Regions from separate parts of the Homo sapiens genome. Here region 1 is linked to region 2. The links are chromatin loops, found by intact Hi-C in ENCODE. Cell type or tissue: adrenal gland. All regions are shown on one strand.

What was found. Hi-C counts contacts between places; a loop is a spot of excess contacts. Peaks named below come from ENCODE experiments on the same cell type or tissue, not always from the same donor. Only the 100,000 strongest peaks of a DNase experiment are listed, where the experiment ranks them.
Region 1: it touches region 2 in a loop (4-fold over the local background); 73 of 110 quality-filtered maps call a loop at or near these places.

What each region holds. Positions count from the first base shown.
Region 1 is chr20:36,196,536-36,204,535 of GRCh38, forward strand. EPB41L1 (erythrocyte membrane protein band 4.1 like 1) reads left to right here. Exons shown (of 22, transcript NM_012156.2): 14 at 1,324-1,506. It overlaps LOC124904892 (a long non-coding RNA gene), which reads right to left and starts at 410. Exons shown (of 3, transcript XR_007067571.1): 1 at 147-410. RefSeq lists an enhancer at 3,293-3,342. In adrenal gland, CTCF peaks have their summits at 3,386 (motif pointing left) and 6,486 (motif pointing right); DNase peaks (open chromatin) are centred at 754, 1,046, 3,286 and 6,526; H3K27ac peaks cover 3,214 bases.
Region 2 is chr20:35,991,372-35,999,371 of GRCh38, forward strand. CNBD2 (cyclic nucleotide binding domain containing 2) reads left to right here. Exons shown (of 12, transcript NM_001365709.1): 8 at 3,667-3,781. Among named protein-coding and RNA genes, the nearest start is that of CNBD2, 27 kb to the left of the region's middle. In adrenal gland, CTCF peaks have their summits at 1,533 (motif pointing right), 1,736, 3,792 (motif pointing right) and 3,991; DNase peaks (open chromatin) are centred at 1,401 and 3,760.

The DNA of each region.
Region 1 (8,000 bases), 210 kb after region 2:
AACAGACAGATGTCTGGAGGGAAAGCAGGAGCCTCACTGGGATTGGTTTCCTTCCTGAGGTAGCTTAGGAGTCAGCCATAGTGGATCCTTGGGTACCAGAGATGAGCCCAGGGGAAGATTCTAGCTTTGTCCAAGGGTAAGCTTACCTTCCAGTGGTTCTTCCAGAATTACCTGATCTGACTTTAATAAGCTGAGATTGTCCATTTCTTGTCCTGAATTGAGTTAACATGAATTTTTAAGCAGCCTTGCAGATAAGCGTCCTTGGGCTGCCAGCCACCACTTTGCCCCAGAAGTAGCCAGATAAACAGCTTTTGGCAGGTCCCTGCCAGCTCCTGCACAAAGCTCGTCCTCCCTTGACCTAAGGAGATGACTCTGTCATGCTGCACTGGCTGGGAACACTACCCATATAGGTAGAATCCTACAACTCTGGCTATACCTGGCTCAATTCTTGTGCCCAGCTGTGGGACTTACTGCTCTTCTTCCTGGTCTCTAATTCTCCTAATCTTCCTGAACACTCCACAGCATTCTAGTTTCTCTATCTGGCTGTATCTCACCCTGTCTGCTATTGGTGAGTCAGTACCTGAAAGGTATCTGGAAGGTCCAGGGTGGTTGGGGAAGGTAGTGTCCCATCACAGAGGAGACTAGATGCAATTTTTTCCTGCCCCTGGTCCCTAGTGTGGGAGCTTGGCCATTCTTCTGGATGTCCCTGGCTTGAGGAGGATCTGTACTGTGGGCCTCCCCAGGGCCTGAGCAGTTGTGCATGTTGGGCTAGGAGGGGCCCAGACTGGACATCCTGTTAAGTACAGTGGCCCAAGTCTCAGCCAGAAAGTGGACACTGGGATCCAGGAGGGATCTAGGAGGCACCTGAATGAGTCAGAGCAGCCCAGTGAATAGGATTAGTGAGTTATTATAGCTCTCTGGCAGTTGCTGCCTGCTATGCCTTAGTTGTAACAGAGGGAAGTCACCTCTGTGACTAAGACCGGGCTTATAGCACCACAGGGAACTCACCCAGACCTGTGGGCTTTGGGTAGAGGTTGGCTGTTCAGAGGCTGTAGAGCCAGGCAAGGGAGAAGCGAAGGTGGCTTGACTAGACATCTCCTCTTTTTCATCTTCAGTGCTCTGTGCCTTGGGATGTGCACCTGTTGGGGTGGTTCTCCTTGCCCTGGTTTGTCTCTGGGGCTGCCATGAGAGTGACACAGGTCAGAGTGGGAATAACGTTGCTGGTGGAGGGTGGTGATGGTGACTGCTGCCATCATCCCTGCACCCTGCATCCCCGCTTGGAGCTGTTCCCCTAACACCACCACCCTCTCCATCTATCCCTAGTTCTTAGACAAGCCAGAAGATGTCTTGCTGAAGCACCAGGCCAGCATCAATGAGCTCAAAAGGACCCTGAAGGAGCCCAACAGCAAACTCATCCACCGGGATCGAGACTGGGAACGGGAGCGCAGGCTGCCCTCCTCCCCCGCCTCCCCCTCCCCCAAGGGCACCCCTGAGAAAGCCAATGAGGTAGGTGTCGCCCTGAACCCCTCGATAGGGGCCTTGGGTAAAGAGACATTGGGTTGCTGCATCCTGACTTACACTCATCCTCCACACCAATATGCTTCCCCCATTGCTGCTTAGGGGCTGGTGGGGATGGAGAGGGTGGTAGATTAGGCTGAGGGAGATGAATTCACTAAATCTTGGAATCCTGGGTCCTGGAGACCAACTTAAAACATGAAAAACTCAAGACTCATGGTAGCTTGGCGTACTCCCCTTCCATCAGCCCGAGTATAATGGGGAAGGGGTGCTGGTTAGAAATGCAGGTTTCAGGGCCCCAGCCCAGACCTACTGAATCAGATATTTGGACTCAGTGCTGGCATCGGCATCTGGACAAGTGCTGCAGAGGCTTTTCATGCACACTACATTTTGAGAATCCCAATAGCTCTCTCCAGAACCAGACCCTGTTGTGCCTATTGTGAAAACACGGATCGGGGAGTGGTCCCTCCTAGAAGGGGCTTCGGAGTCCACTGGAGGGGAATGGGCCCTTCACAGAAATCAGACCTGCTTCTGAGGCTTCAGAAAAGGATCTCACATGACCTGCCTTTCCGAGTGGAAAGAGTGGGGTGTTTTCTCGATTGAAGAAGAGATAAAGTTAGGATTTGGGGAAGCACTGCATTTAGACTCTCAAGTCAGTATTTTTAGCCCTTGCTAAATCTTGGCGATATTTACCCCAGTTTATACTTAGGTGTTTTCTCCCTGAAGCTATTGCTTACTGGTCTCAAATACGGTTGTGGTGTAGACTTGCACTGCCTGGGTTTGAATTCTGGCTCCGCTGCCTGCCAGCTGGATGACTTTGGGCTTGTTACTTAACCTCTCTGAGGCTCGTTGGGTAGAGATAATAAAAGCACCTACTTCATGGGGATGTTGTAAGGATTAAACGAGATAATGCACGTAGAGGGACTAGCAGAGTACCTTGATGCGCAGTGTGAGTTATTGTTTCACTTGAGAGTTCCAGACTCTTCCACAGAGGAGGTTAACTTCAAATCAGGATAAAGAAAGCATGTTTCAATCCAAAGTGTTAAAGTCAAGCATACTAATTTAACTAGAGGCATTCACAGACGACTTTTCTTTAACAAATAAAATTCCCCTTTCCTAAATAAAATAAAAGTTGAAAGGGCCCTGGGAACCTGCTCAGAACCTTCATTTTACAGATAGGGGCACCGAGACCCAGAAAGAGGAAGGACTTATTCAGTGTCTTAGCTGATGGAAGAGGAACCAGAACCCAATTTTCTTGTGACCCAGGCTATTGTATGTGCTATTAAATCACAGCTGCCTAGGAGCAAGACCAAATCACATAAAGACCAGGTAGAGAGTCAATTGTATGTGTGCTGCCCTCTAATGCTTTGAAAATTGGTGATGCACCCATGATCTAATTAGCAGAGCATTTTATTGGATCAGTGCTACCATGGCCTGAACCTGCCAGATAACAGACGGCTTTGTCTAGTAAGGCATAAGTCCAGAGAGAGCTACTGGGGTGGCTTTCTGGTTTGTGAGTCACAGAATTAGGGATGCTTTGGGGGCCTTTAAGGCTGGTGCTGTGGAAGAAGGGCAGACCTCTGCATCCATGAAGGGCCTCTGTTTGCCTCTGGCACAAGCAAGACCCTGGGCTGGGTGGCGGAGGCTGGTCTAGTGATCCAGTGAACAACATCCTCTTCTGCCCTTCAGCGTGGCCCCTAATCAATCCTGATGTGGGCTGGCCAAGCTTGGCCTGGCTGTGGGCGAGGTGGGATGCAGAGGCTACTGAAAGAGTGAGTCTCCAGAAGAGAAGGGGAGGATGAGCCCTGGGAAGTGAGGTCTAGACCTCTGGAGTGTCTCAGTGTAGCCTGGTGTAGGGTGTGCCCCACCTGCTGGTGATAGCTGGAACTGCTAGAAGATGGGTCTTAGTAAAAGGTGGAATCTGCTCCACCTCCCAGCCCTGCTCAGCCGCAAGAAGTATAGTCCACTGCTGGAAAGAACTATGGTCCAGGAGCTCACCCTGGAGCTATGGACCATTCAGAACTGGCTTACAGGCCCCCTTGGCATTTAGGGGCCTTTGAAGATTTGGGAGATGGGGAGGTGCCATAGACAAGGATTGACTGGCTCCTTGGGTAACTTCCCCTTTTTGAGCCGCATTGCCTAGTCCACCTACAGGAGGACCAAAATGGTCATTCCATAGGGTAGTTGGGAAAGTAGAGTGAAATAATTAATATAAAAGCACTTTCTCAACTGGAAGGTGCTGGGCAGTCATGGGGCTGTTGCTGTTGGTGACTAGAATCCCTGATCCCAAAATCAGTTTTGTGGGGGGCATCCTGAAGATGCCTGTGTCATCCAGAATTCCTAGCAGCCTCCTCGTATATTGTTGGGCCTCATCTGGGCCAAGGGGAAAACAGAGGGAACTCTAACTGTTCCCATTTGCCAAACCCAAGTTTCAGTGTTTAAAGGGGGCTGTAATCCAAACTGCAGGGTTGAACCATAGCCTAAGCCAGAGACATCTGGAGCCAGAGTCTAAATGATATGGCTCCAACATCTCTGAATGAGAGTGGGCAGGCCATGGGGGAAGGGCACTGGGGCTGACTGTGGGCCTCCCTCCCTTAAGTGGCTCAGAAGGGCAGTCCCTCCCGAGCTCACCCCACAGAGTGGCTACTCCCTGACCTAATCCACAAATCCTACAGATATGGGACTTAAAAAGCTGGGCTATTTATGGACTTTGTGTGTGTGTCTCTCTCTCCTACTTTTTCTCTTTCCCTCTCTTCCTGTCTCTGTCTCTCCTTCCCTTCCTCCCTCTTTCCCTTTCCTCTGGCTCTGGGCCTCCCCTGCAGTCCCAGAGGACCCAGGACATCTCTCAGCGGGACTTGGTACCTGAGCCTGGAGCAGCCGCAGGCTTGGAAGTGTTCACTCAGAAAAGCCTCGCAGCATCTCCTGAGGTTACTGTCTTCACCTTCCTGTGCCCCTTCCTCCTGCCCACCCAGAACCACCCTCTGTGGTCTTAAGAAAACCCTTTCTCTGGGGTGAGGGGAATGTACCAGATTCTGCCAAGCAGTTGGAAGCAATGGGTAACCCATGCTGTCTCCATGCTGTGATAAGGAAATGTCCCCATCCCAGAGATCCATAAAGGGCCAGCCCCTCCCTCATCCATTGTTTCTCAGGAGGGACAGGACTGCAACCATTCTGGGAAGACAGAACAGCCTGCATTGCCTTTGGCCTCGAAGGAGAGGCAGGAATGATCTCCCTCTTTCAGGTCCTGGTGAGGCAGGTGACTCTAGAGGCAGGCCCTGACTTCTATGCTTAGGGTCAGGGGTCATGCTAGAGGCAGGCTCTGACTTCCATGCTTAGGGTCAGGGGTCATGCTAGAAGCAGGCTCTGACTTCTATGCTTAGGGTCAGGGGTCATGGCACCCAAATGCCTTCTGCCTTAAGGTCTTTTCTCTGTTCAGAAGCCTGAATGGTCTAGCAGTGGTTAGTTAGGGCACGACATTCCAGGCATCTCCGGCCTGCGTCTTCTCTGAACTCCCCTGGAGCTTGGGCCCATCAAGGAGGCAGGCAAAAGTGGACATCTTTCTCTAAGGAGTATCCTTAGGGTTGTAGAGAGATTGGTCAGGCAAGTGTTTGAAATGAGGAGGCCATTGCTTCTATGCCCAGGGCGGCAGCAAGTGGAGGGCTCTTTGAACTTCCTGTGGCCCTTCATGGATGCTGGGCATAGAATCCAGGCCCAGGCAGGAGGCTGTGCTCCCTCCTCTGATGGGATTTTATGGACTATCAGGGTTGGAAGCTACTGAGCGATCATCTGGGCAGAACTTTCTTCCCCAATATCTGCCGCTCCCCTGTTGATGTATGCTCTCCTCTGAGGGCCTGTACCTTTCTCCATTCTCAGAGAAAACTTCTTTAGCTGCTGCAAACGTGCTGGAACTTTAAGAAAGACATAAATGAGCTACATAAGTGATAAAACATAAGTCATACTTCTACTCTATGAATTTTTCCTCAATCTAAAGAACAAAACTATCCGCACACTCTCTTGAGGGAAATCGGACAAGAGTCAACAGCATACCAAGGACAGGGCTAGAGAGATGCCCTGGACACAGAGATGCTCCTGTGACCAAGGACAGGTGCCCATTTGGGGAGCAGAGCCCACAACCTGCACCCCGCCCCCGCATCATTCTCCTGCAAATGTCCATCCAGCTCTTCCACAGCAGGCACTTTTGCTGTCCTTGGCGGCAGCCCATTAACTATTGGGAAGTTTTCGTGTTGAATTGAAATCTGCCTTTTCAAATTAGCAGCCTGTAGGTCTCATTCTGCCCGCTGGTGCCCGCTACCGCTCTGCATCCTCCTCCAGGCCAGCCCTTCGGAGACTTGAACACCTCCCCTTCCCTAGAACACTTCACTCTCTTCCCACTTTCTCCCAGGAAATGGTTTCTGGAGGGCCCCTTACCCTGGACCCCCTCCTCGTATAAAGGGCAGGCCTGGCTGGGCATGGTGGCTCACGCCTGTAATTCCAGCACTTTGGGAGACTGAGTTGGGTGGATCACCTGAGGTCAGGAGTTCGAGACCAGCCTGGCCAAAATGGTGAAACCCTGTCTCTACTAAAAATACAAATAATAATAATAATAATAATAATAAGCTGGGCGTGGTGGCGCGTGCCTGTAATCCTAGCTACTGGGGAGGCTGAGGCAGGAGAATCGCTTGAACTCGGGAGGCGGCTGTCAGTGAGGCAAGATCACGCCTCTGCACTCCAGCCTGGAAGACAGAGCAAAACTCCGTCTCAAAAAAAAAAAAAAAAAAAAGGCAGGCCCCAAAATGTGACCCAGAGCTCCAGGAGGGGCCTGAACAGCCTGGAGTCAGGAGAACAGCCAGGCTGGAGAGTTTCCTGTCTGTGCCTTGGGTGCAGACAGCTGTGAGCCCAACTGGCTCTGTTTCTCCCCACCCCTGTTGCCAGCTTCCTTTGCTGCAGTGCCCCTACCTGACGGCAGGGGGCGCTCTGAGCAAGGCACCGACGGTCCCCTGGCTCCAGAAAGAATGGCTGCGGGGCTGCGGCTACCTGGGGCTACCCTAAGATTATCCCATCTTGTGATTCGGGTTAGAACGACTTTCACGCCAACCCCTCGGGCCAGGTGTGTGGCTCTACCCGTGCCTTCGCACCGTGGAAGTTTTTTTCTTTTTTGTTCAGTTTTCTTTTCCTCTTCAGGATCCTACATTTTACTTTGTCCCCCGCTGCTCAGCCTGTGATCTTGCGCATGGCCTCTCCCCTCTGGGATACCGTTTCGCCTTCTGAAATAAGGATAACGATATCTGCTTCACAAGTTGCCATTTGGATTAAATTTAATAACTCAGACAAAGGGCTGGCATTGCCTGGCACATAGCAACTAACAATCACTATACGTTTCCCCTTTCTTCCTGCAGAGTCTACTTTTCATTCTCTGCCAGCACCTGCGCCACTCACTCTTGCTTATCTAGCCTAGTTGCTAGTTAGAATTGGGGCAGGAATGTTCCAGAAGGAGGCATATTGACTGGCTTTGGCCATCATTGCCAGGCGGATGTCAGTACAGCTGGAATGGAGGCAGCTGAAGGAACCTGCTTCTCAAGGAAATGAGCAAAAGGACCTAGCTTCCGTAGGCTCTCAAAGCACGTCCCTTTGGGATGGTTCAGGAGCTGTGGTCCTGAAGCCTTAATGACCTGAAGTAAAAGCTCAGAAACCCACCCCAGACTTTACCTAGACCTTCCCCCCTTCCTTTTATCTCGCTTTCCCATGAACAAGATTATTTTAATGGGTTCTGATTCCCTGACAGAGAGATTTTCTCAAAACACAGTGGGGACAGAGGGTTTATGATGCTCTCTTGAGCCTTCAAAATGTTTCAGATCTTATGGGATCTGACAGACTCCTCCTCCCTGTGGGGTGGGATTAACAGACTCCTCACCAAGTCATAACCTGAAAAGGAGCCCAAGGTCATATAAACCTTCCCCCTCCTGCTGCCAGGAGAAGTTCTGGGCATGTCTCCCTGTGGAGGTGGTCATGGTAGGGTGGAGAGGACACACTTCACAGAACTTGGCGTCAGAGACTGAGTTCAAGGCCTGCCTTTCCACTTGCTCCCTGTATGGCCTTGGGCAAGATGCTTCTCCAGGTCTGAGTTTCCATATCTGTATCACGAGGGGCTCTAGTTGGGGCAGTGAGGAGGGAGGTACCTCAGGGCATTAAGGCCGCCCACACCCCCAACTTTACCAGGGCAGCTCTGTATTTCTGTCACATAGCCGACTTGCATTAAAATTTTGTGGGAAGTATCCTGTGGCCACAAGATGAAAAACCCAGTGACCTTCCTGCTTTTCTAACCACCCTAGAAGTCCATCATCCCTCCCAGGCATTGTTTGAAGAACTCTTGGGGGAGGTAGAGGCTGTTGGGAGATGGCCTAACAGTGCTGCGATCTGGTGCTTTTTTTTTTTTTTTTTTTTTTTTTTGAGATGGAGTTTTGCTCTTGTTGCCCAGGCTAGATAGA
Region 2 (8,000 bases):
CACCAGGGGCGTGGTGTGTGTGTTGTTATTCTCGGCTCAGTCCCAGAGAACAGAATCAAGTCTAGTTAATATAAGTAGCAAAAGATTTATTGCCAGATATCAATTGGCAGTTCCTTCTCCTCCTTGATATTTGCTTCCTCTGTGCTAAAATTTTGAGGTGATCACCTCTGCCATATCTCTCCAAATTTAACTCTAAGCTCTTTGATACTATATAGCCAGAAAAGATGGGGGGATGTGTGGTGAGGGATAGAAATCCTTTACAATATTTTCTTTAATCAGCATAATGATTACATTCTGACTGGCAGAAAGCGGGGGGTGGTTCTTCATCTGTTTTGCCTCCATTGCTTCACCTGTGAAATGGTACCAATCACCCCATAAAGTCTGGTAAGGATGAGAATCAGTTTAGTACATGCTTACTCAGTGAGCATTCCTCCCGCAATCCAGTGCTTCTCAAAGTGCGGTGGCTGGACCAGCAGCACCAGCAGCACTTGGGAACTCATTTCTTCTTCTTTTATTTTTTTTTTTTGAGATGGAGTTTCATTCCTGTCGCCCAGGCTGGAGTGCAATGGCACGATCTTGGCTCACTGCAACCTCCACCTCCTGGGTTCAAGTGATTCTCCTGCCTCAGCCTCCTGAGTAGCTGGGATTACAGGTGCCCGCCACCAGGCCTGGCTAATTTTTGTATTTTTAGTAGAGATGGGATTTCACCATGTTGGCCAGGCTGGTCTCAAACTCCTGACCTCAGGTGTTCCACCCTCCTCGGCCTCCCAAAGTGCTGGGATTACAGGCATGAACCACCGCGCCTGGCGGGGAACTCATTTCAAAATGCAAATTCTCAGGCCCACCCAAGAGCTACTCAATCCAAAACTCTAGGAGGAAGGGCTCAGTGATCTGTGTTTTAACAAGGCTTCCAGGCGATTCCAATGCACACTGATGTAGGAGAACCCCTGACCTAAGGGAGGAATTTTCAAATTTTGGTAAGCATCCAGACATGTAGGGTGCTTCCTGAGGGAGGAATTCTCAAACTTTGGTAAGCATACAAACACATAGGGTGCTTTTTAAAAAGGCAGATTTGCTGTCTCACCCCAGAGATTGATTCATTAACTCTGGAATCTGCATTTGAGCAAGTGCTGTAGGGGATTCTAATGCAGGGGTGCTGAGCCTTCATTCTGAGAAAAATAATGCGGAAGTCACTAAAGGACAGCAAGGTAGGGAGCTCTTGGCCAGAAGATGAATCTGGTTTGTTCCTTACAGTGTTTTATTAAAATCTGATTTAATCATCAATGTGAAGATTTTATATAAAAATTCTGATTTCTGGCTTTTGAGAATTCAGAGGATCAGGCAACAACAAGCCATATTTTGGTACAGCACCCCCTCCCCCACCCCCCGACCCTGGTTGGAAATGAAAAGCACCAGCCCCCTCTAAAGGACTGCTCTTTTCTCTCTTTTTTTTTCCTGCCTGGCCAGCGTTTTTTGAGTGTTCATCTCTGGGAGGGAGATCAAGCTGTCCCGACTCCTGTAGTTTACTCATATTACCACTAGAGGGCAAAATCAGCTGCGGGTGGCTGGACACCCCTGGGACCTCAGAAAGCTAGAGAAGATTTCCTGATGGCATCGAAAACTTAATGCACACTTTCAACTCATTTCTAACAGTTTATCACTGGGGGACACATAGTGGAACTGTTCTCTCCATAGATGCAATTAAAGACCTACTAAATACTTGAGGAAACCGGGCTCATGTTGTTTCTCTGGCACCTGCAGTTCCCCTATAGCTCAAAAAAAAGAAAAAAAAAAGTATGCAGTAAAGATTTCAAATCTAAACTTTACAGCTTCATAAATTTTTATATATGTATACACCTGAGTGATCATTACCCAAATCAAGATAAAAAACATTTCCACTACTCCAGAAGGCTCTCCTGTGCTCCTTCCTAGACAAAATCCCCCCACAAAGCTTAATACTCTTAAGACTTATGTCACCACAGGTTACTTTTGCATGTTTTTGAACTTCATATAAATGGAATCATACAGTGTGTATTCCTTGTTTCTGACTTCTTTTGCTCAACTGAATATTTGTTATTTTTAATTTTATAAATTATGGTGTGCATAGAATAATATGTGACCATTAAACATGATACTATAGAACCATATTGTTTGGCATGAAAAGAGGTATTTGATATATTATTGAGTTTCTTAAAAAGTTACAAGAGTCTGTTTTATGTAAATGAATTCGTTGATGAAAAATTGTAGATATACATCTTATATGTTCATAGAGAAAAGTTTGAAATAATATTCACTAATATGTTACTACTAGTTATTTCTGAGTGTCAGGATTAATGTAGTTTTTATCTCTATGTTTTTATGTCTGGTTTGAATATTTTTAAACTTTCAATTTTGGAATAATTTTAAATTTATAAAAAAATTATAAGAACAGTACAAAGAACTCCTGTAGCTGGAACTACAGGCATGCACCACCATGCCCAGCTAATTCAGCTAATCTTTTTTTTTTTTTTTTTTTTTTTGGAGACAGAATTTCACTCTTCTTGCCCAGGCTGGAGTGCAATGGCATGATCTTGGCTCATGGCAACCTCCGCCTCCTGGGTTCAAGTGATTCGATTCTCCTGCCTCAGCCTCCTGAGTAGCTGGGATTACAGGCATGCGCCACCATGCCCGGCTAATTTTGTTTTTTTTTGTTTGTTTGTTTTGTTTTGTTTGAGCCAGAGTTTTGCTCTTGTTGCCCAGGCTGCAGTGCAATGATGCGATCTTGGCTCACTGCAACCTCTGCCTCCTGGGTTCAAGCGATTCTCCTGCCTCAGCCTCCCGAATAGCTGGGATTACAGGCATGTGCCACCACACCCGGCTAATTTTGTATTTTTAGTAGGGACGGGGTTTATCCATATTGGTCAGGCTGGTCTCGAACTCCCGACCTCAGGTGATCTGCCTGCCTCAGCCTCCCAAAGTGCTAGGATTACAGGCGTGAGCCACAAGGCCGGCTTAATTTTTGTATTTTTAGTAGAGACAAAATAATTTTGTGTTGCCATGTTGGCCAGGCTGGTCTTGAACTCCTGGGCTCAAGTGATCTTCCCACATCAGCCTCCCAAAGTGCTGGGATTACAGTCCGTGAGCCACCGTGCCTGGCTTATATTTAGTTCTTATGCTTCTTCAGTTACTTGAACTTCGTATGGTGAGTAAATAACATTTTCATTTAAAAAAAAAAAAAGAAAAAAAAAAAGCACCAGGCTGGGCGTGGTGGCTCACACCTGTAATCCCAGCACTTTGGGAGGTCGAGGCAGGCAGATTGCTTGAGGTCAGGAGTTCGAGACCAGCCTGGCCAACATGGTGAAACCCCGTCTCTACTAAAAATACAAAAATTAGCCGGGCATGGTGGCACATGTCTATAATCCCAGCTACTCAGGAGGCTGAGGCAGGAGAATCGCTTGAACTCAGGAGGCAGAGGTTGCAGTGAGCCGAGATTGCCCCATTGCTCTCCAGCGTGGGTGACAAAGTGAGACTCCATCTCAAAAAAAAGAAAAAAGAACCTGAAACCACTTGCATTAAGCAAATAAAACAAAATGGGATAAGATGCAATTAAGAGAGATTTTCTTCAAAGCCTGGCCTACCTGGAGCCTTAGGGGTTAACCCTTTTCCTATGTCCCTTGCTGTGTTCAGGGCAGCTGTGAAGTCCTGCGGCTGTTGGACCTTGGGGCCTCCCCTTCCTACCGTAGATGGATCTGGCAGCACCTGGAGCTGATAGATGGCAGACCTCTGAAGACCCACCTGAGTGGTAAGCTGCCTTGGCCTGTCTGACAGCAGGGGGCGCCTGGGCCTGTCCTGTTTCCAGTTCCCAGCACATAGAGCCTTAGAAATCTAGTCAGCCAGCCTGACAGCGTATATCATCTGCACCCTTCTACCAGCGGTGGAAACCCAGTCTGCAAGGCCCTGCCCTCCTTTCCAGCCTTTTTTTTTTATTGAGCCTTTTCCCTTTTGCTGTTTAGGTTCTCCCACGTGACCATCAACTCCTTGCCTCACATATCCCCCACCCTTTTTTTCACCCAGCTCTCTTCTGCTTTTTAAAATTTATTTATTTATTTGTTCATTCTGTCTCTGGATTTGCCTGTGATGGACTTTTCATATAAATAGCATCATACATTATTTGGCTTTTTGCATCTGACTTCCTTCACTGAGCACCATGTTTTCAAGGTCTATTTATGTTGTAGCAGATATCATTTCTTCATTCTGTTTTATGGCTGAATAATATTCTAATGTATGCATATACCACATTTTTTTTGTCCACTTATCAGTTGGTGAACATTTGGATTGTTTTCACTTTTTGGCTGTTTTGAATAATGTTGCTATGAACATTTGTATGCAAGTTTTTGTGTGAACATATTTTTCAGTTCTCTTGGGTATTACCTATATGCCTAGGAGTGGAATTTCTGGGTCATATGGTATCTTAGTCAGTTTTCTATTTCTATAACTGAATATCTGAGACTGGGTAACTTATAAAGAAAAGAAATTTATTTCTTATAGTTCTGGAGGCTAGGGAATCTGAGGTCGAGGGGCTGCATCTGGTGAAGGACTTCTTGCTGGTGGGGACTCTTCAGAGTCCCGGGGCAGCAAAGGGCATCACATGGAGAGGGAGCACTTCTGTCTTTGAGATCTTAGACTACACATTCTTCCTTGAAGAAGTCTTCCTGGTTTCTCATGCTGGACCAGATCTTCCATCCTCTGCTATATGCCATTCTAGTACCCTTCAAGTACCATTCAAGTACTCTTCTGTGTTATATAACCCCACTGAAATCATACAACTGAGTCTGAAATGCTTATTAAACATCTGTTTCCCTTGCTAGAATATAAGCTCTATGAAGGCTTTGCATTCCCAGGGCTTCGTATTATGCCTGGCATCTAGCAGGTGCTCAGAAGTGAATTACAGAGTTAATGGATAAACATATTTTGGCTGCTGTGTGTGGTTTGGACACATCCTAGGCTGTGAATGTATGCGCACTCTCCACAGCCTTATCCCAACTCAGTAACAAGTATGAATAACAGTGATCATTTATTGAATTCTAATTGTATGTTTATTATATTGGGCTTGACTGTTTATACATATTGCATAATTCTCATAATAGCTCTCTTTTTGTTTTTTTTTTTTTTTTGGAGACAGAGTCTCACTCTGTTGCCCAGGCTGGAGTGCAGTGGTGCAGTCTCAGCTCACTGCAACCTCTGCCTCCCAGGTTCAGGCAATTCTCCTGCCTCAGCATCCCGAGCAGCTGGGATTACGGGCACATGCCACCATGCCCGGCCAATTTTTGTTTTTTTAGTACAGATGGGATTTCACTGTGTTGGCCAGGCTGGTCTCGAACTCCTGACCTTAAGTGATCCGACTGCCTCGGCCTCCCAGAGTGTTGGGATTACAGGCATGAGCCACCGCACCTGGCCTAATAACTCTTTAAGAAGGTACGATTGTACCATCTGACACATGAGGAAACTGGCTCATAGGGCAAATAAGTAGCAATGTAGGACTGTAGAGTTGGGATTCTAACCCAGGCACAACTGGTTCCAAAGCCCAGACTTTCTTCTCTTCATAAATATCTCCAGCCTTCTTCATTCTCCATTTCCTGTTGTTGGACATAGACGTTGTCAAGTAGCAGCCTCTAGAACTGGCCAGGGTGATAACCAGGCTTGCTGATTCTAGGGTAGTATTGTTTCCATTCACAGCTCTGTAATGGCATTTTTATTTATTTTTTTCCCCTTCCATCCTCTGCAGATCTTTTTGTGTCACCCACTTGGGTCAAGGACCCCAGCCCTCAACAGATATTTGCAGTGGCTCAGATGTCTTATCTCTTACCTCCTGCTCAGTACTGGCATGCTTCCCCCCACTTCCCTTGAGATTGTAATCTGTGTATCCTGGGGCCTCCTCCCCAAGGATTGCCTTATAGATATAGCAGTCCTCCTGAGATTAGAACTGAGGCCAACACAGGGTGGCGAGGAGAAGGGCGGAAAAAGGAGAGGTTGGAGCTGAACAGAGCTGGGTTTGAGTCCCATTTATTAGCTGGGTAGCTTTGGTGAGTACTCAAAGTCTCTGGGCCTGGTTTCTTCATATCTACCTTGGGTAGTGTCATGGTTAGCAGCATAGGCTTGGAGTCCACTGCTTCTGTTTGAATACAGGGTCCTTCTCTTATTAGTGATGTGATACTGGGCAAGTGGGCCCTATGTCTAAGTGCACCAGTGCCCTCAGAGTCTGTAAAATGTAAATAATGGTCCGTACCTCGTAGGATTGTAATGACATTAAGCAAATTAATATATAAAAACTCTTAGAACACTACCTGGCTGCATAGGCAGATGGCAGATGTTTGTTATCATTACCACAACAGGCTGCTAGGAAGGCAGAGTGAGATGATGTATGCATGAGGCCTTATAAGTACTCAGTAAATGTTTCTTCTCATGTCAATTCTTGTTTGTCACTTTTCCACTGTCAATCCACCAGAGAAAAAGTTGCATCCCACAAATTTTGATATGTTGTATTTTCAATGTTATTCAGTTCAAAATACCTTTAAATTTCTCTTTTGATTTCTTCTTTGACCCATGGAATATTTAGAAGAGTGTTTAGTTTCCAAGCATTTGGGGGATTATCCACCTATCTTTCTGTTACTGATTTCTTTTTTCTTTTTCTTTTTTTTTTTTTTTTTTTGAGAGGGAGTCTCGCTCTGTCACCCAGGCTGGAGTGCAGTGGTACAATCTCAGCTCACTTCATCCTCCACCCCCCAGGTTCGAGCAATTCTCCTGCCTCAGCCTCCCGAGTAGCTGGGATTACAGGCATGCACCACCAAACCCAGCTAATTTTTGTATTTTAGTAGAGATGGGGTTTCAGCATGTTGGCCAGGCTGGGCTTGAACTCCTGACCTCTGGTGATCTGCCTGCCTCGGCCTCCCAAAGTGCTGGGATTATAGGCGTGAGCCACCACGCCTGGCCTCTGTTATTGAATTCTAAGATAACATACTTTATATGATTTGAATCCTCTGAAATGTATTAAAACTTGTTTTATGGTCCAGAATATAGTCTGTCTTGGTAAATGTTTCATTTGCATTTGAAAAAAACTTGCTGTTTTGGGGTGCAGTGTTCTATGAATGTTAAGTAGGTGAAGTTGGTTGATAGTATTGGTCAAGTCATCTGTACCCTTATAACTTTCTGTCTACTTGCTCTATCAATTGTTAATAGAGGCTGGCGTGGTGGTTCACGCGTGTAATCCCAGCACTTTGGGAGGCCAAGGCGGGCAGATCACCTGAGGTCAGGAGTTCGAGACCAGCCTGGCCAACATATAGTGAAACCCTGTCTCTACCAAAATAATACAAAAATTAGCTGGGCATGGTGGCGCATGCCTGTAGTCCCAGCTACTTGGGAAGCTGAGGCAGGAGAATTGCTTGAACCCGGGAGGCAGAGGTTGCAGTAAGCCAAGATCACGCCACTGCACTCCAGTCCGAGCGACAGAGCAAGACTGTGTCTCTCAAAAAAAAAAAAAAAAAAAAAAAAAATTCTTAATAGAGTTGTTAAAATCTCCAGCCATAATTATAGATATATTTTTCTCCTTGTATTTCTGTCTGTTTTGCCTCATATATTTTGAAGCTCTTTTATTATATGCATAGATGTTTGGGATTGAACTCTTAATTATTATGAAATGAACTTATTTGTCCCTGGTAATATTCTTTGCTCTAAAACCTACTTTTTCTGATGTAAATTCAGCCACTTCTTTTGATTTAGTGTAGCTTCCTCTTGATTAGTATTAGTTTGGTATATCTTTTTCCATCCTTTTGTGTTTAACCTATTTGTGTCTTTATATGTAAAAGTGAATTTCTTAAAGGCAGCATATAATTGGATCTTGCTGAAAGACCCAATTTTTATTGAGATGCCTAATCATTGACATTTAATGTTAATATTGATTATGGTTGGATTTGACTCTACCATCTTGCTATTTTTCTTTCTATTTGTCACATCTATTCCCTTTT